Linked DNA regions of Mus musculus: all the other regions are linked to region 6. The links are chromatin loops, found by intact Hi-C in ENCODE. Cell type or tissue: heart. All regions are shown on one strand.

Region 1 (4,000 bases), 380 kb before region 6:
CAGAGGCTGGATATTAAAAGGTTCACCACCTGTCCTTAAGCATGTGGGTATTAGTCTGGACACTACTGTGGTATCTGGGTTTGTAACCAAGTTGGTAGGAAAGCAGGGCCAGGTAGAACCTCTAGAAGTAGGAGGAGCACTTTGGTCTGGCTGCAAGGCTTTGTAGCATATACCCCGGTGGAAATGGGCATTTTGGGAAAGCCAGTGTAACTGGCAATCCCTAGTTGCTGGAACAGTAGCCCAGGATACACAGGCCTGCTTGGCCCTCCTGACCTGTTTCTTAAGGTGGAGGCTCCTTAGAAGGTAACGGTTTGGGGTTCCTGGACACTAAGAACCGCTGCTTTTGAGCCCACCTCATTTCTAGGAAAGACTCCACAGTATCCAGACATCATAATCTCTTTTCTGACTTCCTGGAGCAGCTTTTGGGTTTGGCTGCTAGGTTAACAGAAGAGCAGATAACTCCCAGTAACGAGAGGGGGGGGGGTGGGGGGGAGAGAGAGAGAGAGAGGCATCCCCAGGAATGGGGCACGGCACACAGTTCCCAGCTCCCGAGGCTACCTCACTACCTCGGAGATGGAGGAATGGCAGGAGGAGGCTTTTTGTACCATCCGTTGTGCAAAGAGTTTTTTGAGCCGTAGGTAATCCTCCAGGACCACCTTCAGCAGCGAGCCCTGAGGAAGGGAGAAGGTTAACTTCCCACTTAGGCTGCTGCCTGCCCCTAGCTCTTACACGCCCATGGCAGTCACGGTTCTACAGGTATCCAGTTCAAATGAAGAGGATGGGAAAAGAGCCTGAAAACTGACCGTTCAGTTCCGAAGACGCCACAGGCTGCCGAGCCTATTAACCCTAGTGCCCAAACTCCCATCCTGATAGAAGGCGGGTCCAGATAAACCATCTCCTTATATCCTTGAGTAGGGGTCAAATTCAAACAGGGTCTGGGCACTGGACCCTGCAGGAGAGGGCTCACCTTAATAGGCCCCTCTCGAATGATCTGGCCCAGCTTGGCGATGTTGTCGTATTCCTGGATGGCTGCACGCAGGTATCTGTCATCATCGGGCTTGACTGCTGCAGGCTCACGCCCAAAAGTTCCCTGGAGGAGAGGGGAGCATTGGCTGGAGCAGGGAGGTTGACATCATAGGGTAGGGAACCACCCTCCCAAGTCCTGAGCTCGGCCTGCTGCATGCTGCCACCCTGGCTCACATGGGTGCGGGTGGGGCTGTTCCACAGGTCTGCGATCTCACTCAGGTTCTCAGGGAGGTCATCTTCGTGCTCGGCCTGCGCAGCCAGCTCCAGGTTCCGGCAGAAGGGGTCCAGCCACACAGGGTTGGCTCTGTAGTTGGGGAGTAGCATAGGGTAGAAAAGATGCCTTGCCTCTAAGACTGCCCATTCCCTGGGCCAGCCACAGAACCTTCAGCAGGGCTGCATAGGAACTCTGCCACAGCTCCTATGGCTATATCCTTTTGTTACAGGATCCTGTGAGAGCTACGACTGCCTACCAGCCTGGGTCAGCTTTGTCAGGGAGGCCTCACCCCCTCCCTCTGCTCCCTCTTAATTGGGACCTGGACAACACATTTTTAAGAGTGCGGAGAAGTGATAAGACCACTAGGGGGAGCCCACACTCCATGTTTCAGCCAGGGTGGCAGCTGCTACAGATAACTTCTCTGTAGCTGGGTCCTGTAGGGATCCTAAGGAGATCTGCAGACTTGAGGAGTCCACACACCCATCGAAGGAGTATTTGTTGGTATTGGGCATGTCCATGATGTCAATGAAGCCACGGTTCCCTGCATGGAGAGAATTTGAGTGAGGGGCAAAAGGGTACAGCCAAGGGGAGGACCAGGCCCCCTTAACCTGACCCCCAACAACCTTCACTCACCCGCAGAGCCAGCCACAATGGCCTTTAGCTTTCTCTTGTGTCTGGAGAGAGAGGGAAGGAGGAAGAGGGAGCGGGGAGGGAGAGAGTGTCAGTTGGCTCCATAAGGGAAGCTGGCCTGTTACCTCTGGTCCTCGGCCCTGCCTGCCTTGGTGCCCACTGTCTGGGGGACATCGGCTATTCTGGTTCAGGCAGGAGGTGGGGACACTCACATGGTCCTGTAGTACCAGTTCATGAGGACGAAGAGCATGGCAGCCAAGAAGAGAAGGATGGCCAGGACAATGATGGCCATCTGTGGACATAGCAGGCCAGCCATTAGCAGGCTGGTCCAGGGGCAAAACCCAGACTGCAGGCGGGTGGGGACAGACACAACACACGTACCTGCAGGGCAGACATGTCATCCGGCAGCTGGACAGAGATGGCGGGCTGCACATCCAGCACGTTGTAGTTCCTGAAGAGGTTCCGAAGCTGCTCCTTGTTCTCATCGATCATCTGGATGACCCTGTATAGGAGCCATGGCCTCTGCTCTACCCCAGCCACCCACCGCCCTCCATTCTGGGGCAGTGTGTTCTGTTCCCACCATAAGCCCCACATGCTCACATGCTGCTCTGAAGCTCTGCAAGAGAAAAGCCACCTGGCTGGGTGAGCATGGCATCTTACAGGGCCTCTGTGTCTGCGGCCAGGGTCTTCATGGACCCCAGACAAATGGAGTTTTATTGGAGAATGTGGTGGTTTGAATAAGAATGGCTCAATGGTTTGAATAAGAACGACCCAAATAAGCTCATAGATTTGTGTGCTTGGTCACCAAGGAGCAGCACCATTAGGAAGCAGGTGTGGCCTTATTGGATGGAGTGTGTCACTGGGGGGTGGGCATTGAGGTTTCAGATGCCCAAGCCAAGTCCAGAGTCTCTCTCTCTCTTCCTGCTGCCTGTAGATTAGGATGTAGAATTCTCGGCTCCTTCTCCAGCACCACGCCTGCCTGGATGCTGCCACGCTTCCCACCGTGACGATAATGGACTGAATCTCTGAACTGTAAGCCAGCCAGGACATTAAATCATGTCCTTTATAAGAGCTGCTGTGGCCGTGGTGTCTCTTCACAGCAGTGGAATCCTGACTAATCTGTGAGGCCTAGAGGGATGAGCATGTTCCTGCTGCCTCACTGTCTTCTTCCCCAGCTCTGCACCCTGCAGTGAGGCTGATGGCAAAGTCTGTGCCTCCTTTGTGGTTCCTCTTCCCCATAACAGGCCGTCCAAACATGACCCCCCAACACACACACATACACATACACACATACATGCACACATACACACACATGCACACATACACACACACACATGCACACATACACACACACATGCACACATACACACACATGCACACACATATACACATGTACACATACACACACACATGCACACATACACACACACATGCACACATACACACATACACACATGCACACATACACACACATGCACACATACACACACATGCACACATACACACATGCACACATACACACACATGCACACATACACACACACACACATGCACACATACACACGCACACATACACACACACATGCACACATACACACACACATGCACACATACACACACACATGCACACATACACACACATGCACACATACACACACATGCACACATACACACACATGCACACATACACACACATGCACACATACACACACATGCACACACACACATGCACTCACCTGTCCACATCCAGGATGCGGTTTGTGTCGCGATTGACCACGTGGATAAGCAGTTCTGTCTGCGCAAAGTTCACCCTCCCTTTCATATCCACGTGGAACTGGGGAGAAAGGGAGTTTGTGGGCGTAAGGCCACACGGCTGGCACTGGGGATGGGACACTACAGGCCAGCATCATGCAGGAGCCCTATCACTCCTGGGTCTCCTGGACTCGGCTGCTAACTCCCACATAAGGCTCCTTCACTATTCTTATTTACAGACAAGGAGATGGAGGTCTACAGACCCGGGGCCATCCCTCAAAGCCATGTGGCTATGAAGTGATTAAGGAGGGGCCTCTTCTGTCCCCCGTCTCTTCCCATCGCCCCAGTCCTTGGGCCCCAGGTCACCTGCACGTCATC
Region 2 (4,000 bases), 160 kb before region 6:
CCTCAAAGCCAGAGACCAAGCACCAGAACCCACAGCTTTAGTGCCGGGATATCTATAGTCAGAACAACGGTAGCATCCAACAGGACCAGGCTCTCCCAACCTGAGCTGGCATAGGAACTCGGTCCACATCCATCTCTCTCCATGCTTGGGAGTAGTACAGGGGTAAGGTAAGACTCTGCAAGGGTCTCCTGCTTTCCCTCGGAGCTAAGCCCTTTCTTTCCCTTCACAAACACATTGCTCCAAGATGCACGTTGAAGCTTCTGTCTGTCTGGGGATGCACCCTATTCTCCTTCATCAGGCTGTAGCAGGCATTCCACTACAGTCACAAAGTTAGGTGGTTTCCAAGCCAGTGACACCCACTCATAGTTTAGCCAGGGTCCTGTGGGGTGGACCATGATCTATTTTGTCCTGTGAGACCTTCTCCCAATCATAGCCCATTTGACCAGGTGCAGCTGTATAGCCCTAACCCTGTAGATTGTGACCTCTTTGGGGATCCAAAGACCCTTTCACAGGTCTGCATATCAGATATAGTGCATATCAGATATTTACATTACAATCCCTAACAGTAGCAAGATTAGTTATGAAGTAGCAATGAAAGTAATATTAGGATTGGGGGTCAGTGCAACATGAGGACTGTATTAAAAGCCTGCAGCATTAGGAAGGTTGAGAACCACTGCTCTAAGGGAATCAAAAGATAAGCTGATGACATGTGATGTAAATACAAAATCATGCAGCTTTTTTGAAACCTGAACTTGAGACCCCCCCCCCAAAAAAGAGAAGGAGTCATTAAAGAGGGCAGATGGATCCATGAGCTACCAGGAACAGCTTGGGCCTGAGAGAGAGGTCTCACAACAGGAAGAAAGCAAGCTGTGTCATTATGTGTGGTACACACGGCCAACGAAGGCAGCAGGTTCGTGGAGGGCATGACTCAGCAACACGGATGTTTGGCCGAGCTTAAGTCCACAGCCATCCCCAGCACGGGCTAGAGAACCCACGCAGGACAGGCATTTGTCTTCCTGCTCTGGGGCTGGGGGCGGGGCTCACTGGAGGAGAGTGCTCGTAGATGTTAGTACTGTAGGGCAGGTTGATGAAGATAGGATCCATGTCTTGCATGTCCGTGATGATGATGGCCAGGTTGGCCAATGTAGACAGAGGTCTGGTCTTGTCTTGATCCTTGGGAGACACACAGAGAGAACAGGAGCACACAACCCTGGGTTAGAAGGATGTTGTGAACACCCACGCATATATACATAGGGCTGTGGTATGTGACCTCTGTATCCACCAACACATACATAAAGCCTTACACTCCTGCAAGGAGGCCCAACAGCACGAAGGTTCTTTGGTGTTCCTGAGATGTTCAAGAAAATAGAAGCAGGGGAGCCTGATGGTGCTACAGTAGAGGCTTGGGCTGAGGCTGCTCTGTTGGCCCCCAGGGCCATGGCCAAGGACTAGCTCTCCTGAATGTGTGGGGGGCGGGGGGGGGAGGACCACTAGCTTGGATGTGAAAAGAACTTTTTGTTGTGTTCTAGGGCCATTGTTCCTCATCCCAGGTCAGGGGGTGCTAAGGGGGGCCTCTGGCCTGTAGGAGACATTCCGCTGTATGCTATTTGCTAGTCAGTAATTTCTAATCAAACCAGCAGAGGGAGCTCCAGGGCCTGTGACATCTGAGGGCCTCCAGGAAGCAGTGTGTGCCCTTGGGACAGGGTGGGCAATATAGAGCCATTCTACTCAGAAACCTGGTCCTAGGAAGCCCAGTAAGAAAAAGGAACACCAAAGCCTGTGTTCCAAGACCCTAAATGCTCAGGAGACTGAGGGCTGTGTAACAGCCCAGTGCAATTAGATAGCAAAAGCCATGATAACAAGGACTGTCATGGCCTAGGTAGGCCCTACCCCACTCACTGTCACAGGCTAGACTTTTAGGTGGTTTAACAGAGACAGAGACAGAGTGAGACACACATACATACATAGACAGACAGACAGACAGACAGACAGAGAGACCCAGATTATCTACAGTTATACTGCTGAGGAAGTACCCAGAACCCAAGCACGGGGCATTTCATGTAGAAACATCTGCCTTTAACAGCTTTGGTTTGGAGCCTCACGTCAGGCAGTCTCCAGCTTGTAAGACAAATTCTCAAAGCCCTTTGTATGAAATGAAAGGCTCTAGTAAAAGGCCCGATGGCCCCTGGGCTTACAAATTCTGCTGGGACTTGAGGAGTAACTGTGTCTATCCAGGTTAACTTGGCCTTGATTCCACTGGGACATCCCCTTCCCACCCCCCCACCCCCCCCACCCCCATTATATGAATGAAGCCTGGGACTGGCCTCTGCCCTCTGCAGATGGTGCTATGGAGCCTATGGGAGGAGAGATGACTTCCTGGCTATCCCTCAGATACCTCAGGGACAGACAGGGAGGGCACTGGAGGATTGTTGGAGATGGGAGGGAAGAGATAAGTATGTGGGCACAGGAAGGAAGTCTGGTAGCACCAGGAATGGGGTACACTATACCAGTGGCCTGAAAGACCATGAGCCATGCAGGAAGGGCCCGGGAAGCTGGTTCTCTTGAGTAAAAGATGCTGGTGGTTTGCACTTGCTACCAAGTAGCCAGCCTGGTACCTGATATCCATCCCATCCCGTGGTTACAATCTATTTCTTTGTATACTTGCGGCATGTAACCCATGCTGACAAGAAAGAGGGATGGATGCAGATGAGGACCTATCTGGCTGTCAGGCCAATGCATGGCCCCCAGGAATGGCCTTGCGATCTGTGGCTCTCTTCAGTGCACAGTAGCTACAGATGGCTATTCACCAGTCCCCGGAACCCCTGGTGACAGCTTGTGGGGGAGTGGGTAAGTGGGGGGTGGGTATTTACTGGGAAGTCTCAGCCCCTCCCTCCCTGTGGGAGGTTCCTTAGGACCTGATTGTTGGTAGATTGCCAGCAATCTCACTGTATGCATCATCCCAGCAGAAGCCTGGCCTCTGGATGGACCTAGCCACCCACATTCCTTCTTGAGCCCAGCTCTGGTCTAGTCCTACCTCCCAAAGCCATTTGTGTGCCGGGCAGCAATTATCCCATAGGGCGGCTTCAGTGAGAATGGAAGCAATCACCTGCATGCTTCTGGGCCCAGGTGTAATTAATGAAGGGGAGAGTAGGTGTGGCCAAAAAGGGGAGTTCCAGACTTTTGAGTCCTCTCCACTCCCTAAGTCAGTTTTATTCTATTTTATTTTTATGTTGGCCTCTTCCTAGGGAATTCATCTATAAGGAGAGAAAATAAGATGCCTCAGCAGGGACCTCCCAGAGAGTCAGGCAAGAAGTTTGCTTTTCCTGGCTCTGGGGGCTTCTCCAGGTCTCCACCAAGCCCGAGGGAAAAACTCCTCTTCTCAACCCTCAACCCAGGCTAGATCCAGGAATCTGAGATGTCGGCTGCCACGTGGGGTCTGGGGTAAGCTGTTAACTCTGCTGCCACATGGCGCCAAAGCCAAAGGCTTTCTCTGCAGCCTCACAGGGCCAGGGCAGGAACCGTCTCTGCAGCCAGACTGGGTACTGAGGGTCAAAGCCAGTGGAGCCGAGAGGAAGAAAGGATCTCAGGACTTGGCTTGCTCCTAGCCTGAGCTCTACAAGCAGATATGAAGGGCGGACAACGGAGTGTGGGGTCACTTGTAGCTTTGCAGGCCACTGAAGATGCCGCTGTGTTCTTAGGTGTCAGCTGGAGTGAGGGCACATGGGGCTAGGACCCTGTTTAAGATATGCCTTGCCTAGCCTTCGGTTCCTCACAAACAGCTATCATCAAAGGCCTACCTGCATGCTGGAGACCTATAGACACCTGGACATGGGATGTGGCAGCCAGAGCCCAGGACCAGGAGTCAGACAACCTGGCTTTGGATTCTTACTTCCCCACTATTCATCGACTGTGGGAGTCTCAATGTTGACATACATAAAATGGGCTAAATTTCCTTTCCCCGACTCACCCTGCAATTCCCTGGGGTTGGGCAGGAGGCTTA
Region 3 (4,000 bases), 72 kb before region 6:
TCTATGCAAGTGTGCACGAGGCCCCTCTCCTCCCCAAGGATGTAGAAGTGATTTAACATTGCTTGGGGATGAAGTAGGGGGGGGCTCTTCTTCACTGGAGTAGCCAGCAGTCAGCTTCCCCATGCTCAGTAAATTGGTGCTGTACCCACATTTCTATAAATAACCACAGGAAACACCCTGGCTCGCCAAGCAAGGCCTGGGTAGCATCGCTTCCTTGGTTGGTCATTGGTCGCTAGCTGGATGCTTCCATAGGTCTTATTCCCAAGGAACCGTTACATGTGGTTTCCATGAATATCTTTCTGGAGACATGTTTATGTTATGCATAGGCCAATAAACATGAAGATGTGTGTGTCTACATACATGTAACTATGTACATATTTCTATGCACTGTGCTTCTATGAGTGGCATGGTGGTCTGTCCTTCTCTTGACTCTAGCTCTGACAGCAGACTTTAGAGATATAAGTTATGACTGTGAACTTGGGGGCCTGGAGGAGCAGCTATAATTAAAGAAGGAGGACCATCCTGGGTAGGGGGACTTGTCCTAGATCCAGAGGGCTACTTCTGCTAACAGGGAGGGCGCACATCACAGTTCTAACCCAAGTCCGTTGCTCCTCACCAAGGACAGTCTGTACCCGATGAGTGGTTGGAAGGGCAAAAGACTTGGCCCCTGTCTTGACTTGTCCTGCCCCAACCCAGAGGATCAGCTGACACCTTTGCTGCAGTCACCTTGTGGCTCCACTCCTACCTCTGCTCAGCCTTGTCCCCTTGCTCTGGTACTCACACACTTCTTGATCCTCATCTCAGAGCATCTTTTTAGACAGTCTGGTCTAAGATGTGGTCCATGGGTCACAGCTGGAGCAGACAGAACGGGTTGCTATCTACCTGTATCCCTGATGACTGTGGGGTGGACATTGTGTCTCAAGCCTGTTTCCAGGCACACAATGAAGACTGTGGCACATGCCCCATTCTGCTGAAGGCTGGCATGCACTGCCCAAGGAAACCTTTAGCATCAAGGAGACCACTGTAAAGCGCATTGCCTGCACCCAAGCCTCTGTCCTTCAGCTTCGCACACTCATGTGTGGTGCTTCCTGGCCCGTGCTGAGAACCCACTATACTCATCCCTCTGCCCATCTTGTCTCTCTGAACTCCAGGCCCCTCCACCAGGAAGCCCTCCCTGCTAATCACAGCCTCTTCCATTTCCCTCTCCTCAGGACTCTCAGAAGCATCGGGTCACCACCGCACCATCTGCTAACCTAGTAATTCCTGACTAAACATCCCCTGAGGATGAAACGTGTACCTCTTTTGACAAAGGCCCAAAGAGGCAGACCCCTTGTGGCATGGACATTTAGAAGACATCCAGAGGCCCCCCAGCCACGTGGCCTGCCCACAGCGGGAGCCACTATGATGCACGAGTCTGTGGTACATCACAGAGAGATAGGAGAGAAAGAGAAGTGGAATGGATGAGCACTTTGAAGAGAGGTGAATCTGGAGACGAGAGAGAAGAGAGGAACAGCCTGATGTGAGCTGTTATATACCCAAGGATATAAAGTCCTGGCCCATGCTGTCACTGAGGGCCATGTCTTGGGCATAGCCATGCAGCAACAGGGATCTGTGTGGATGTCCATGGCTCACACTACCACCAAAGGCCACGTGGATGTCCCTGGTCTGAGCTGCCACCTAGGACCAATGGTGATGTCCAAGGGCTTTGCAGATCTGGCCTAGCCACTCACTGGTTGCAGCACTCAGGAGAGTTAGCCCATATTATACCTGGGTAGCAGTAGAGCTGGCGCTGGTGGCCGGGAGAGTTAGTCCCACCCCTCATCTGCTGTGTGATGGTGTGGGCAATGGAGATATGCTTCTCCCCACCCCTTTTCCCTCACTGTCTAAGGCAGGAAGGAGAGCTGCTCTGCCCCCTGCAGGGCAGCATGGGAGCAGGAAAACTGGCCCCACCTCTTGGCCAAAGCATTGGATGAGCTACAGGGAGCAGTGCTGGAGAGCTCGCCCTGGCCGTGGTGGGTGCTGGAGAGCTGGTGGCTGACCAGCTCACTACCATCCAGGCCCGGATCCAGGGCTTTGAGTGGGCTCACCCCAACAGCCACTGGAGTGTGCGAAGGGGCCTGCCCTGTACAGCCAGAGCTGCAAGATCTCCCCAACACAAGGCGACAACTGGATAGCTAAGAGGAGTCCCAGTGAGGATACAGTATTGATAGTATAGAAGAAGCCAGAGGTTTCTAACCAGACCAATGACTCACTGCAGTGAATATTTGCCAGTAAAGATGTGTGGACAAATGGGTGTTCTGTGGACACACTATGAGACACTGAAGCTTCCAGGATGGGTTGTGGTTGGTATTGTTGTTGGGGGGGGATTGTTAGGTCTTTATTTTTTATTTTATTTGGGGGGGTTGCAAGGGCAGAGAGCAGATATAAAGGGATGGGGAAATGAATGGGATTGGGGTACATGATGTGAAATTCACAAAGGATCAATAAAAACTTTGAATATAATATTCTATTCATTTTCACCTACTCACTCACTCATTCATTCATTCATTCATTCATTCAAGGTGTTTTTACTGAGTGTCTTATAGAGGCAGGACAGGCATGGCTCTGGTCTTTAGTGAGCTCAGGGTTGTTTTGAAAAGCTATGTAAATTCCATATTATATGCCATAGTATGGTTACAGTGGCTTTAAAATAATTTTTCTGTCTCATTATCAAATAACATTTGTCTTCTAGGAAGATGAACCAGACTTAATTGTGGTTTCTTGGGTGCCAGTTTGGTCCAAAAACCCCAGCATACGACACCAAAATGGCACCTCCTGTTACATAAAGCTCTACCATGGAGTCAGGACATCACAAGAACAGGATACCAGCTATGACCAGCTATGATCAATGGAGCCCCCGGGCCAGGCCCTGCCCAGCAGTCACACCTGACTCTGATACTCCGCATTGATCATACAGTGTAGGAACCTATAGGCTTGGGAAAACCATCCACCTAGCCCCCAGCCTCAAGAGACAGGTGGGGCTGTGGGCAAGCCTTCTAGCACAGACAGCCAATGAGGTGGCAGGAGAGGCTGCTGGGGGCAGGAGGCAGGAGGCAACCCTAGGATGAAGGGTTCTACCCCTCCGACCTCCCCAAAGGAAAACCTGGTTGGAATATCATAGCAGCTACTTCAGATGTCAGCAGTTGAGGTAAGAAGGTCAAAAAGTTGACACAGGAAGGACTTGTGGAGGCAAGGAGAGACTAAGCCCATGTCCCTGACAGTCATTGTCTTAGGGTTTCTATAGCTATGATAAAATACCATAAGCAAAAGCAAGTTGGGGCCGGGCAGTGGTGGCATTTTCTCAACTGTGGTTCCAAATGACTCTAGCTTGTGTCCAGTTGATGTGAAGTGAGCCAGCACAGTCATTTATCCTGAACAGAATAAAATGTATAGAGCAGATACTGTGCTCATGGGGAAAAACCTCAGATACAGGCCTTGCAAAAATCCGAATCACGACAAGGCTGCCACCACAGCTCATGTTTACAGGTGATACAAGGAATGGTCCACAAGGTGTCCCCAAGGGCATCAGCAGGAAGCAGCAGAGGACTTTGTGTGTGTGTGTGTGTGTGTGTGTGTGTGTGTGTGTGTGTGTGTGTGTGTGAGTTCCAACTGAGCAATTTTGACCTATGTGGTCCCATAATTAGAACTTGACCATACTTCCTCATGTAGGTACCTGGCTGGCTAACTGCTCTCCAGGAGTTCAGACAGAGGACCCACTATGACCACTGAGTCCCCCAGAGGGCCAGCATCTGGCCTGCATCCCCACTGCCTTGCCTGTACCCTGGCCAGGCCAGCCAGGCCCTTGGCATCCAGAGGAGCTGATTTCATGGAGACTGCCATATCACCTCTTCCCAGCTTTCTGCTGGTGCCCCTTCTTCCCATTCCCCTGAGAGATGGAAGAGGAGAGAGGAAGCGACTTGGCAGGTGTCTTGCCAGCACCCCGGCCCCGTCTGCTTATCTG
Region 4 (4,000 bases), 55 kb before region 6:
CTGAGATAAAGGTAAGGTCACGTGGTTTGATTCACTACAACACAGGGGATGGAAGTTCACTTAGAAGCAGGACACCATCTTACAAAGCACACTAGTTCATGTGTGGATGGGGACCCACATATGTGCATGCGTGCACATAAAGGTGGATGCTTCATTTTCCAGTCTTCCCAGACCATCTCTCTGGCTTTGCGTCCATTTGCCAATATGGCCAAACTGGCTGACCAGCAAGACTGGGTGCTACATCCACCTCCTGTGAGCTCCGCTCCTCCACCCTCAGGAGAAAAATGATGACTTTCAAGGAGGCGGGTTTTTTTTTCTTTTTGTGTTTTTTCCTCTCCCCTCGTTCAGCACCCGGCACTAATTTATGACTATTTTTCCAACCGCACTGAAGTGCGAGGGTAATGGCTTTCAGCGGCTTGCTTCCTCCGCCTGTCACTCAAGGTGGCTACCTGACAGGATTGCAGACAATGTTCCCATCACAGAAGCTGCCTTTCCCAGGGCAGCAGAGAATTCATAGTGGCCGTGGGGAGAGTTATTTCACTCCTGGACAGAACATCAGGTAAACAGCTGTAAAAAAAAACATATCACAACCATCAGGACTGCCTCGGGTGAGCACCTCACCCACAGCTGCCCTGAACCACTGGCTGGGGGTCGCTGGCTCCAGGCCCTCTGTCTTCATCACCCACTTGGCCTCTTGGTCATATCCAGGTTCCGTTACCTCTTCTCACACCACTAGTACAAAATTTTCCTTATCTTTAGAACCAGAGGGAACACCATCAGGACCAGAGGGAGCACACTCAGGCCCAGAGGGAGGACACTCAGGCCCAGAGGGAGCACACTCAGGTCCAGAGGGAGGACACTCAGGCCCAGAGGGAGGACAGACAGGCCCAGACAACAGTAGCCAGAACTTGAGTGTTCCTGCAAGGGTCAACTGTCCCCCAGATGGGTGACTCTGGTATACTGCCAAGTTTCAGGCTCTTATTTCAGAACCAGACACTCCATGCCCAAGTGTCTGTGGTAATGGAAACACCGTGTGTCCACTGTCTGACACAGTCGCCACGGGACCCAAGCGAGAACTTGAAAGGTGGCCAGTGGAAACAAGAAAGAGAATTTTCTGGGCTTTTTATTTCACTGTGATCCATTTGCTTCTAAATGATCACATGTGGCCAGCAGCAGCTACTTGCTGTAGTTTGGATCGGGGACTCTCCCCAAAGATACACATGTTAGAGGCGTGGTCACCAGCATGCAAAGATATTAGGAACTGTGGAAACTGCGAGAAATCATTACAGGGACTTGCCCTCATGGGGAGTATGGAACCCCAAGCCCTTTCCTCTTCTCTACCATTCTCTGGCCATGAAACAGTGACGTGCTGCCTCACCACGGACCACAGGGGCAACTGACTGTGGCGTAGAATTGCCCAAACTGTTATGAGTTCCAAATAAGCCTGCTTTGTGATGCAGCAGAGTTGGCTCAGTGGTTAAGAGCACCGGCTGCTCTTCCAGAGGGCCTGGCCTTGATTCTCAGAACCTCATGCCAGCTTTCGATATCCAGTAACTTAAGTTCCAGTGTATATGATGCCCTCTTCTGGCTTCCAAGGATACTGCATGCACAGGATACACAGCCATGGGGGCAGGCAAAACGCCCATACACATAAAAACAAGTAAATAAATAAATACCTTAAAATAAACCTGTTTTCACACATTGTGATTAGTCGAGACATTCTTGCCATAGGGAGAGCTGATTGGCACAGTGCAGGAACACACTGTCCCCATGTGCTCAAAGTATGTCATGCCAGTGACACAGAGGCCAACTTTGGCAGCCATTAGCACAGGGGTCATAAAGGTTTGGTGAAACGGGGGGTGGGGGGGAACCAAAAGACTTGATGTCTATGTAACAGAGATGGTTAGTACTGATGTCAACTTAATATGATGTTAAATCACCTAGGAGATAAACCTTCAGGAGTGCCTACATGGGTTAATTAAAGTGGTAGCACTCACCCTGAGTGTGGCTGGCATCATCCAGTGGGCTGGGATCCCCACTAAGTAGAAAGGATAATTTAGCTGAGAACTGCCCATTCCTTCCCCCCCGCCCCCCGCCCCCCGCCTGACTGTGGGCACAATGTGACCAGCTGCCTTGGGTTTCTGCCATCCGTTCTTCCTGCCGTGATGGGTTATATGTCTGCAAACTCTGGACCAGAATAAATTCTTCCTTCCTTAAGTTGCTTTGGTCAGACATTTTACTGAAACAAGAAAACTAACTGTTCCGGCTGGTTCTGTGTGTCAACTTGACAGAGCTGGAGTTATCACAGAGAAAGGAGCCTCCCTTGAGGAAATGCCTCCATGAGATCCAGCTGTAAGGCATTTTCTCAATTAGTGATCAAGGGGTGGAAGGGCCCATTGTGGGTGGTGCCATCCTTGGGCTGGTAGTCCTGGGTTCTATAAGAAAGCAGGCTGAGCAAGGCAGGGGAAGCAAGCCAGTAAGCAGCGCCCTCCATAGCCTCTGCATCAGCTCCTGCCTCCAGGTTCCTGCCCTGTGTGAGTCCCAGTCCTGACTTCCTTTGGTGATGAACAGCAATGTGGAAGTGTAAGCCAAATAAACCCTTTCCTCCCCAACTTGCTTCTTGGTCTTGATGTTTGTGCAGGAATAGAAACCCTGACTAAGACACCAACTAATACAGAAACCTCCGTAACGACAGCTCCTGTAACTCCACAGGACACAGAAAGACTGGAAGAAAGGGGATTTGAGTTCAGGAGTGCTAGAATACAAGGGGATATTAAAGGACATCTTTTGCTATCATCCCTATTTTAACTACCGAGAGGAGGGAGCTGCCTTCAGCAAGGGACTTGTGAGTACTCACAGCCAGGCCAACCTTGAGTCACTTGCCTATGAGAGATACTCATTGCTCCACACTACCAAACTCTGCTTTGTCCACCCCTAAGCTTTCAGGTCACTCAGTACCACCCAGGGGAGACTTAGAAGGCCCTGGCACAGCAGGGCTGAGACAGAAATACATTTCCATGGACTAGTACTCATCACAGGTATCTGGGGGTCTCCAGAGCCTTAGCGCCCAGATAATAAAACAGCTATAGTGCAAATATGGCCATCTGTCCTTCCGGGTCCCTGTTGTCTACACAGGTAGGCTGCCCTGACTTTAGTGTTGCCTCCACAGTTTGCAGGTCTACGTCAACAGCGGGACTATTGCTCCTCACCTGCTCACAGGAACATAAACACCCTCTTGATGGGTTACTAGTCTGTGGCTGACAGATCGAAGCTTTGACTGAAGAGACAGAGAATGGGGAGTCAACAGGCCCAGGTCAGGCAAAACAGGGCGGCTAACATTAAGGTGCACTTGGTCTTGAGGGTCCTCACATGCAGATACCCTGGCCCGTCACCCTTCCTGCCATTTGGTCACAGTATCTAAATCTATGGCAGAGGACAGAGGCATGGGGGAGGGAGGTGAGAGCAGCTATCTCCTTCAGCCATCGCAAACCTTCCACCCTCGCCACACTCTCAGCCACACACACAGATGCCGAGAAGAGAGCCTGCCCGGGTGAGAGGGCAGGGCAGCAGGGGGTGGGCATGCATCCACTCCCTAGCATCCTTTAATGAGCATGGAACAAGGCAGAATATGATTTCAGGAGAGGAAAAAAGTGTCGTTTTCTGCCAGGAAGTGGGTGGGGAGCGGAGGAGCTGAGAACTGAAGCCTTGACGGTGTGCCCGGATCTGTGCTGGGCACGTGTCGGATGTCATGTGTCACCGTCCATATGTCAGCACCCTGAATGAGGGCACCAGGCTGAGGCAGGGATCAGTCCCTGTTGGGGGTCATAGGCAGGCAGGCTGTCTTTTCTATACAGTTCCTGGTCTAATTTCAGAACATGCTATTTCCCAAACAGACCCAGATATTGACATTTGGGGGCTGAACGGCAGGCAATGCCATTCTGCTGCCTGAGTTCTCCAGCCCACCACACACATGCACCGAGCTAAGGAAGAGCACGGCCTC
Region 5 (4,000 bases), 60 kb before region 6:
GGCGAAGAAAAGAAAACCAGGGCTAGGGAGATGGCTCAGTAAGGTGTCTGCCCTGTGAGCATGAGGCTCCACGTGGGGTACCTAGCACCCCAGTGGAGATGAACTGTTTGTTGACTTACCAAACAGTGGGACTGAAATGATTATTCAATTATGCAAATTGAGAGCCAGAAATAGCCCTCCACTTACTAAACTTCTGGACAAACAAGTCAACCCATGGTATTGGAGTTGTCCAGGGGTCATCTGGTTGGGGAGGAAGGAGACAAAGGAACAGGAGACACACTACGAGTGACAGATAAGTTCACTGTCTTGATTGTGGCGGTGGCTTCAAGGACATATATGTGAGTGTCAAAATGTATTTGTCATATCTCTAACTCACGGCTTACTTTGTTTCAATAATGTCACAGTAGAAACATTGTTTTAACTTGAGTGGGAGTAAAGTTAGACGGTAGCAGAGGGAAGGGGAAGATCTGAGGGGCTGGAGTAAAAGCCAGGCTTGGGGCTCTTGCGGAACAAGAGGTTACTGTAGCTTCCTGCAGGGGGAGGTGCTGATTCCCTAATTAGTTCTTGATTGTGTCAATAAAGAGAGCCTGGAGCCAATTGTTGGACAGGTGGGACTTCTGGGTCCCAGGAGAAGGAAAAAGAGAAGCAGGAAAGCTTTGTGTGTGTGTGTGTGTGTGTGTGTGTGTGTGTGTGTGTGTCTGTGTCTGTGTCTGTGTCTGTGTCTGTGTCTGTGTCTGTGTCTGTATCTGTGTGTGTTTTGGGGGGAAAGAGGCTTTTGTAGCCATATATTGGAAGGAGAAGAAAGCAGCAGTCATGCAAGGCCTTGGGGCACCTAGGGCACAGGAGGTTGGCGGGAGCTAGCTGATAGCCGATAAGGTTAGGGCAGGAGATTCTGCGCCCAGCAACTGTGTTACCTGACAAATTCTAAAATAATAAAGTTGTCTAAGTATTTTCATCTGAGGATCAAAGGTGGGAAGACAGAGGGAGAAGTCGGGTCGTTGATAGCTGTTGTCAGAGCTAAGCTGGGAGGAACGGACAAGTCGGGAGTGGGACTTCCGACAGCTGATGTCAGAGCTAAGCCAGGAGCAAGGGCTGAGGTACCAGGCTGAGACGGAAACGTGTTTTTTAAAATTTACATGCAACAGAAAATTTACATGCAATCTCCCTCGGACCCACATTAAATAAATAAATAAGATTCTCTTGAGCATCAGCACCATGGGTGGTGGGTCTGACTGGGGAACTATGGGTAACAAGGGTGCACTGGGAAAAGCTGTCTGCTCAGGTCTGATGTTGTCAGACCCAGTAGTCCAGTAAAGAAAGTGAAAGCTACCATCAACCCTGAGAGGGTGTGCTACAGAGGAGCATTGTTACAGAGGTCTGTGGCCAGGGAGGACTTGGAAAAGGCACCAGGGAGGGACAAGGTAAACGGCCAGATCAACTTGGGGCAACACTCTGACTGGGTACCCTGAGAAAGAACAGGACCATATCTCTTTTTAGGGGAACCAAACATCCACATGGGCTGCCCAGACACACCTCCAAGGGCCATGGTCTGATCCTAGTTAGGCTGAGCTAGTGGCTAAGGAGCTTGGAAAGGAGGTATGGCCAGTGGGAGCCACTAAAGCTTCATTAAGAAGAAGGAGGACCATAAGGGGGCTGTGTCAAAGCCCCTGTGTTTGCTATCAGCACATGCCTGCTGCTCAGCAGTACCTAGGCTCAAGTCCAGACGGGAATGATTTGGTCTGGAGGTCCCCACATGGTGGCCCTCCATTTTCTGTCATAATTCTCTTCTCAAACCTCCCATCCAGTTGGACCTGTTGCTCGGCCACTCTCCCCTGGGCTCACAATTGCCACCTCACTCCTTAGCACATGGTTTCTAGAACTTGGCTCACTTGCAACCCCACTTCGCACAGTACATTTTTACACGACAGCAGACATACAGGTATATAAAGTGATGCACAAACACTTACTGATGATAAATCACACATGAGTTTTCCCAAACAGTTCTTTGACAAACATTTAATCTTGGCACTTATTAAAGATGAAAGGAATTCTGCCTACTCATAAGAGGATGTGTTTGTTTATTTTTATAAAAATAATTAAATCTTGGCTGAATATTTACTGTGGGCCATGGGGTGCCTTCAGTGTTGTTCAGGGTTGACTGGTATTTTGCTTTCATGGGTCTCAGTGCAGAGGACATTGCTTCACATAAACTCATAACACAAAATGGCAGAAGTATGTTTAGGGCCATTTCCAAATTCATTGGAAATTCTGTCCTAATCCCAACCCAGAATTCATTGAACAATTTTCTATGAGACCCAAGACAGCAACTCCAAGAGCAATTTTAAAAATCATACCAACTAACACAATACAACCCAAAGGCATACTAATTGATACTTGCAAGCTGAAGAATAATGACTGGAAAATAAGAAAAGTCTCTTCTTGTCCTAATTAAGCTGTTACATTTCTATAAAAGCAGGAAGCTTTGCCTGCAAAAAGAAAACAATGTAGACCATAAGGTGCTATGGTCTTGGAGCTGAGCCATGGTGGTCTGGGAGACATTCGTTGGCATTGCATAATGAGAAGGCATGCACAGGGCAGAGCATGTATGTGGGGTGCTCATGCCCAAGGCTTCGGTGACGTGACGCGATGGAACACAGATACACCTTTTATCCACAATGTGTTTATTCTGAATTCATTTTTGATCAATGAATTTTCTGGAAACTTTTTTTGCTGCTGATTTTCCCCCCACAGCCAACGTATTCAATTATGTGGTGTAGAATGGGTTGTAACCTACAGTTTAAGAATCTGGGGCTTAGAGAACTCCTTACCCAAGTACTGACACTTCTCCTCCATCCATCCACTCTAACATTTACCTTCTCAAAAAACTCAATAAATATCTAAGAAAGCCTCTGCGTGCCAAGCCCTCGGCTGGGCATGTGGGTCGAAGCATGGCAAAGAGAAGTCTCCTGATCTCTAGAGCTCACAGAGGAATATGGGGGTGAATTCTCTGCAAAGTCTTCAGGAGAAAGTCCCAGGCAGGAGGACCAGCCAAGTGTGAAGACCCTGCAGTGAGAATATCCTTGGCTCACACCAAGGCCAGGCAGAGCAAGCAGGGGAGGAAGTCAGAGTTGGTTGGCAGCTGGGCCAGGAGCCTTACAGCCTGGTTTTGAGCCTTAAGTGGTCCAACTGCTGTACTCTACTATTTCCACTAGTTCCTTGCCCCAGGGGTCCCTCTTCCTGTTCCCTCTTTAGCCTTCTTAGCTTGCCACACTGCAACCCACGTCCAGCCTGGGTGGCCCAGTTAGCTGAGAAGTGAGATATGCAGAACCAAGAGGGGATTCGGGAATGGGGCAGAACACCAACACATGGTGACCGTGCTCATTCAGATCATGCGAGGGGATTCTCAGGATCCCTGAGGGAAACACAGTCCAGACGCAAGTTGTGTATTACCAAAGTAGAGAACCTGCCAGACTCCTGCCCATAGAACCATCCAGACATGGGGAACGTGCATCTTGGGGACCAGAACCCTTCAGCTTATCCTTGTGACTATGCTATCTTCACTAACAAGGAAGCCCACCCTTTGCAAAGGGCCACAGAAAGACAGTAGGGTTCCGGATGCACTGAGTGAGCATGGTGTCACAGGAGTGTATGTGCACATAGATGTGCCCTGTGCACAGGCTCCTGTATCTCCATGCGTGTGCATGGTTAGCTGGCTCCCCAGCTTTTCTCCCCCATCCCAACACTCCAGATAAGCCTCAAGCTTGGCTTCAAAGTAGCATAGCTGCAGGGGCAGGTGGTAGCCCTGCAGGGGTATGTGGTAGCCTGGGCTTCGCTGCAGAGCTGGGAGAGTGAAGAGTGGTAGAGGGTAAGGGTCAGGGTGACCTATGGGACTTGTCCTACCACACTTCTTTTGCTGAGAGGGAAGAACTAAGGTCTAAGCCCCCAACTCACACACATCACCAGAAAGAGAAGGGAGCTTACCGCTGAGAACGGACAAAGG
Region 6 (4,000 bases):
TGCAAGGCTAATTTCTAACCAAGGTGTGACCACGCCAGGGCCGGAGAGGTGGGGGGCGGGAGGCGGCCCAGGGTCGCAGTGGCCAAGGGCACAGGATCTCCACTTGCCTCTCGCGGAGGTACTGGTTCTCTGTTCTCGCTCTGGGCAAGAAGGAATGAATGCCGGGCGGATGCCTCGCCACCACCCTAGAATGCGCGGGATCTGCACGAAACCCAGCCTGACCTGCGAGGACAACAGGGGCAGTGTTCCCAGGGCTGGCTGTGGAGATGAGTAGACATTACCCAAGGCCGGCCAGCCCCGGGGCGCGGAAAGCGAAGCTCGAGAGGCATGCGGCTCCCATCGCTGCTAGGGACGCTTCTACCCAGAGCTACCACTACTGGAAAGGTGGCCAGAAGTCCCCTGGGGTCTCCCGTGGGCCTAGGAAGGTGAGCAGGGATGAGAACTACGTGACTTCAGTTCTTCCAGCGCCGCTGCCCACCCCTGCGGTGGAGGTGCCACACCCCACCTCCCCTCTCCAAAAAGGGCCCTTGAGCTCAAAAGGGACAGGATGGTTCCCAACACCTCTCTCAACCTAGCTAGACCCAGACCCTCTGAGCTGCACGAAGAGCGAAGCCCGCGAATGTCGCGGTCCCGAAACGGGGCTCCGGGTGGTGCGCGTCTCACCAAGGCCAACACATAGGGAACTGGAGTTCCCGGGAATCAAAGTTGCCGCGCGTCCAGCCGCGGGCTGGAACGGGACGCGGGATAGAGGGGAGACCCGGGCGCTCGCCGCGTTCCGGGAACAAGTGGCTTTGCCGGCTGAGGTCGCGGCCCCAGGGCTCTAACTTTGGCGGCACGCAGCGGGCGCTAGGCTTGGGAGAAGGCAAGGGGATGGGGAGAGAAAGGCGGCGAGGGACTCTCGGTACCGTGTGCGCAGGTGGAGCAGCGTTGCGCCGCGCCTCGGGATCTGCTCGCCACCGGCTCTGCCCCCACGGGCCACCTGCTCCAGTCTTGGCCACCGCCGCTTCTCGCTGCCGGCGCGAAGGTCTCTCTGGGATCCACTCCGGCCGCCCGATCCCTGCTCACTGCTCGCTGGCTGCAACTTCAGACGCGCCGCGAGATCAGAAGAGGCTTGCCCTACACGGAGCACACGGGGACTCAGGACTAGTGTGCTCCATCCCCGGGGCCCGCTCTTTGCTGCGCAGCTCAGCGCTCGGCTGCTGTGGGACGTGTTCCCGGGCCATGCATCGTGTCTTGCTTCGAGCCGCAGCCGCCGCTCAAGTCCGCGATCAACTTTCCCTCGCTCCTCCGCCCCGCGCGGCCCCGCGCCAGTCCCCGCCTCCTGACGCGCCGCGCTCCCCTCGCAGCGCCCGAGCTCCGCCCGCCCGCGCCCGCGCGTCTCACCCAGAGCCCCGGACCCCGTTCCCCGTCGCCAGTCCGATAGTGACCCTGACCCCAGCAGGGAGCCCAGATGGGAAGGTGCCTGCACTGGCCGCGGATGCCATGACATTGGCTGCTATGGCAGCCAGTGGAATCCCTCAAGGGGCAGGAGGGAGACAGGGGGGAAAAAAACGAGCCTTGGGAGCGTGCCCGAGCTGTTCCTGCGTGTTCGTGATCTCGCAAAGGTCCGGGATCCAACCGCAGCCTCCCGCTTGCTCCGAGCCGAGGCCTGAGGCTGCAACGCTCTCGGGAAGCAGGAAGGCGCACCGCCTAGGTGAGGCCGCGCCATCTGTTGGCTTTAAGCGCCCCCTTTCTGCTCCCGGAGTCGCTGAAAGGTTCCTCCGGTCGCTACTGGCCACCGCTGCCATTCTTCGCCTTCACCTGCCTCAAGTCTGTGGGCCCACCTGTGCCCCTCCGACTCTGCAACCCAGGCTGCCTCTGATACTAGAAACTAGTGGCCCTGAGTCAAAGACACCCTGGAGATCCCTCGGTACCTAGACCCATGGGATATCCCTCGGTAGCAACTGAAGGAAGATTCCTCCACCTTCTTGCCAGCCTAGCAGACAGCCTTCGAGCTGTTGGACAACGAGATTAACAAGGAACACCGGGCGACTTTACTTCCCTAGCTAAATGGACTGGTCCCACTACTGGCCAGCTTATTGACACTGCTTGCCTGGAGCCAGGGTCTAGGCCTCAACTCATTTCACCTTCAGCACAGCTTTCTGCTGGGTCCTGAGGTTAACCCAGGTTTTCTGGCAGAGAGGCTGCTTCAGGGAGGTCGGTGACTTGCCAGGGATGGAGACAGGAATTGTACCAGAGTAACTGTGAATCTAGAGCTCCAGTCTTTTAACATTCATTCGTTCGTTCATTTGTTCGTTCATTCCTATTGGCTACCATGTGTTGGCTCCTGAAATAGTCTGAGTATGGCTCTCCGCCTCAGGGAAACCCTCTAAAGAGGAACCAGTTCAGGGAAGCATATAAACAAGTAACAATATAGCCAGAATCGCGACACCTCCATGACTCTCTCAAAGACTCAAGGAGAAAGTCCCAGGAAGCAGCCCTGGGTGCTTGCTAGATAAGCCTGCAGGGTTGCAGGAACACAGAGGTGAGGCAAAGAAGAGTCAGTCAATGGCACCTGGGAAAGAGAAGAGAGCCGGACAAACATGGCAAGGTAAAAGGCAGAAGGAAGGTTAGATAGGAGAGACAGCGTGTGCTAGTTTCTGTGGTGAGAAAGAGCTGATGTATATATAAAGGTCAGTGAGGGACCACACATGGTGAGGGTAGAGGGTGTTTGGTGGGCATGCTAGCCTTCATCTGAGGTCTCATTCTGAGGTGCTGCAGATCGAGCCCTTGGACATGCTAGGCATGTGATCTGCAGCTGAGCTGCATCCCCAGGCAGGGGTTAGTCTTTATCCTAAGAGTAATAATACTTCAAACAGATCCCTGGGGACAGGGGTGGGGGTGGGAAGGCAGGATCTGATCTAGCTGGGAAAAGGGACCCTGGGCTGGGCAACAGGGACAGAACTGCTTCACTGATAATGTTTCCCCGGGCTGCTCCTCTTTCAGATGACCAGCCAGTGTTCTGTTCCCAGCATCCACCACCCACATCCGACACTGGATGCCATCCTGCGACATCCAGTTCCAGGAGACCCAATGCCCTCCTCTGACATCCGCAGGTACCAGGGTACATGTGCACAAACCCTCATCATCATGAATAACAATAACTGTCAAATGCTGTAAAGCCATGTGCTCCTGGACAAGGATCAAATGGCTGCTAACCAGCCCAATCTGTCCCGTCACCTTATTTTTGTAAATAAAGTTTTATTAACACTAACATCCAAGGACAATGCAGACAAGCCTCTGTATTTTGGGGTTTCCTTTATGCTATGTGCTGCATGGCTGGCAAATCCAAACCCCTGACTCTCCAAATCCTCAGGGGGAGGGGGGAGCAAAGGTACCTCAGTGACTGGAGATGCTCAAGTGTCTGAGAAAAACCGCATGCATGTGCACACCAATGTATGCACACTCACTCATATCTCAAGGCTGCCAGAGGCCATTGACAGAGGTGTCCTCAAGCTCAAGTGGAGGAAGGGGGGCGTGGTCAACAATGACGGGTGCTGGCTTCTGAGGGGGCTTTCAAGAGGCAGCCTCTATGAAGAAGAGAGCAGGAGAACCCCATACCCACCCCCTCACAATGTGCTACAGAGGGCACAAGGGTCAGTGACCTGACAGAGTTGAGCCAGGCAGGCCACTGGGCAGCTAAACTGAGACAGTGCTCTTGGGTATCCTGGCGTCTCAGCTTTAGATAAGTCAGGAGTCAGGGGACCTGGGCTCCAATGTCTGTTCAGTTGGATGCTTTGTGGTGGGACAATGGACCTCAAAGACCTCATGTTCTTCATAAAATGAACGTATTCTCCAGGTCTCCACCACTAAAGCTTTCTGGTTAGTTGCCAACCTATTTGTGGTACTGGGGATTGAACCTAAGACCCTGCATGTGCTCGGTGGGTGCTCTGTCACTGAGCTATACCCCAAGCCCTTTGTGGCATCCTTTTCAACTGTGACTTCCCATTCTGTCTTGGGC

The links. Hi-C counts contacts between places; a loop is a spot of excess contacts. Peaks named below come from ENCODE experiments on the same cell type or tissue, not always from the same donor. Only the 100,000 strongest peaks of a DNase experiment are listed, where the experiment ranks them.
Region 1: it touches region 6 in a loop (5-fold over the local background); 19 of 42 quality-filtered maps call a loop at or near these places.
Region 2: it touches region 6 in a loop (7-fold over the local background); 25 of 42 quality-filtered maps call a loop at or near these places.
Region 3: a loop joins it to region 6, with 2.9 times the contacts of the local background. A loop is called at or near these places in 7 of 42 quality-filtered maps.
Region 4: it touches region 6 in a loop (2.4-fold over the local background); 5 of 42 quality-filtered maps call a loop at or near these places.
Region 5: it touches region 6 in a loop (2.3-fold over the local background); 7 of 42 quality-filtered maps call a loop at or near these places.

What each region holds. Positions count from the first base shown.
Region 1 is chr10:60,303,858-60,307,857 of GRCm38, forward strand. It overlaps Cdh23 (cadherin 23 (otocadherin)), which reads right to left. Exons shown (of 71, transcript NM_023370.3): 62 at 3,989-4,000; 63 at 3,607-3,704; 64 at 2,252-2,372; 65 at 2,083-2,162; 66 at 1,874-1,914; 67 at 1,721-1,781; 68 at 1,201-1,330; 69 at 968-1,090; 70 at 567-671. Among named protein-coding and RNA genes, the nearest start is that of Psap, 28 kb to the left of the region's middle. In heart, a CTCF peak has its summit at 1,604 (motif pointing right); a DNase peak (open chromatin) is centred at 1,544.
Region 2 is chr10:60,529,903-60,533,902 of GRCm38, forward strand. It overlaps Cdh23 (cadherin 23 (otocadherin)), which reads right to left. Exons shown (of 71, transcript NM_023370.3): 9 at 1,045-1,173. Among named protein-coding and RNA genes, the nearest start is that of Gm17455, 130 kb to the left of the region's middle. In heart, a CTCF peak has its summit at 1,653 (motif pointing right); no DNase peak of the experiment used is centred here; H3K27me3 peaks cover 306 bases.
Region 3 is chr10:60,614,200-60,618,199 of GRCm38, forward strand. The region is part of intron 4 of Cdh23 (cadherin 23 (otocadherin)); the gene reads right to left. Among named protein-coding and RNA genes, the nearest start is that of Gm51803, 71 kb to the right of the region's middle. In heart, a CTCF peak has its summit at 1,924 (motif pointing left); no DNase peak of the experiment used is centred here; H3K27me3 peaks cover 766 bases.
Region 4 is chr10:60,630,845-60,634,844 of GRCm38, forward strand. The region is part of intron 4 of Cdh23 (cadherin 23 (otocadherin)); the gene reads right to left. Among named protein-coding and RNA genes, the nearest start is that of Gm51803, 54 kb to the right of the region's middle. In heart, a CTCF peak has its summit at 1,618 (motif pointing left); no DNase peak of the experiment used is centred here.
Region 5 is chr10:60,625,810-60,629,809 of GRCm38, forward strand. The region is part of intron 4 of Cdh23 (cadherin 23 (otocadherin)); the gene reads right to left. Among named protein-coding and RNA genes, the nearest start is that of Gm51803, 59 kb to the right of the region's middle. In heart, no CTCF peak of the experiment used is centred here; no DNase peak of the experiment used is centred here.
Region 6 is chr10:60,685,988-60,689,987 of GRCm38, forward strand. It overlaps Cdh23 (cadherin 23 (otocadherin)), which reads right to left. Exons shown (of 71, transcript NM_023370.3): 2 at 906-1,116. Gm51803 (predicted gene, 51803) reads left to right here and starts at 1,170. Exons shown (of 2, transcript NR_165484.1): 1 at 1,170-2,590; 2 at 2,986-3,255. In heart, a CTCF peak has its summit at 1,721 (motif pointing left); DNase peaks (open chromatin) are centred at 914, 1,394 and 1,734; H3K4me3 peaks cover 1,689 bases; H3K27me3 peaks cover 3,896 bases.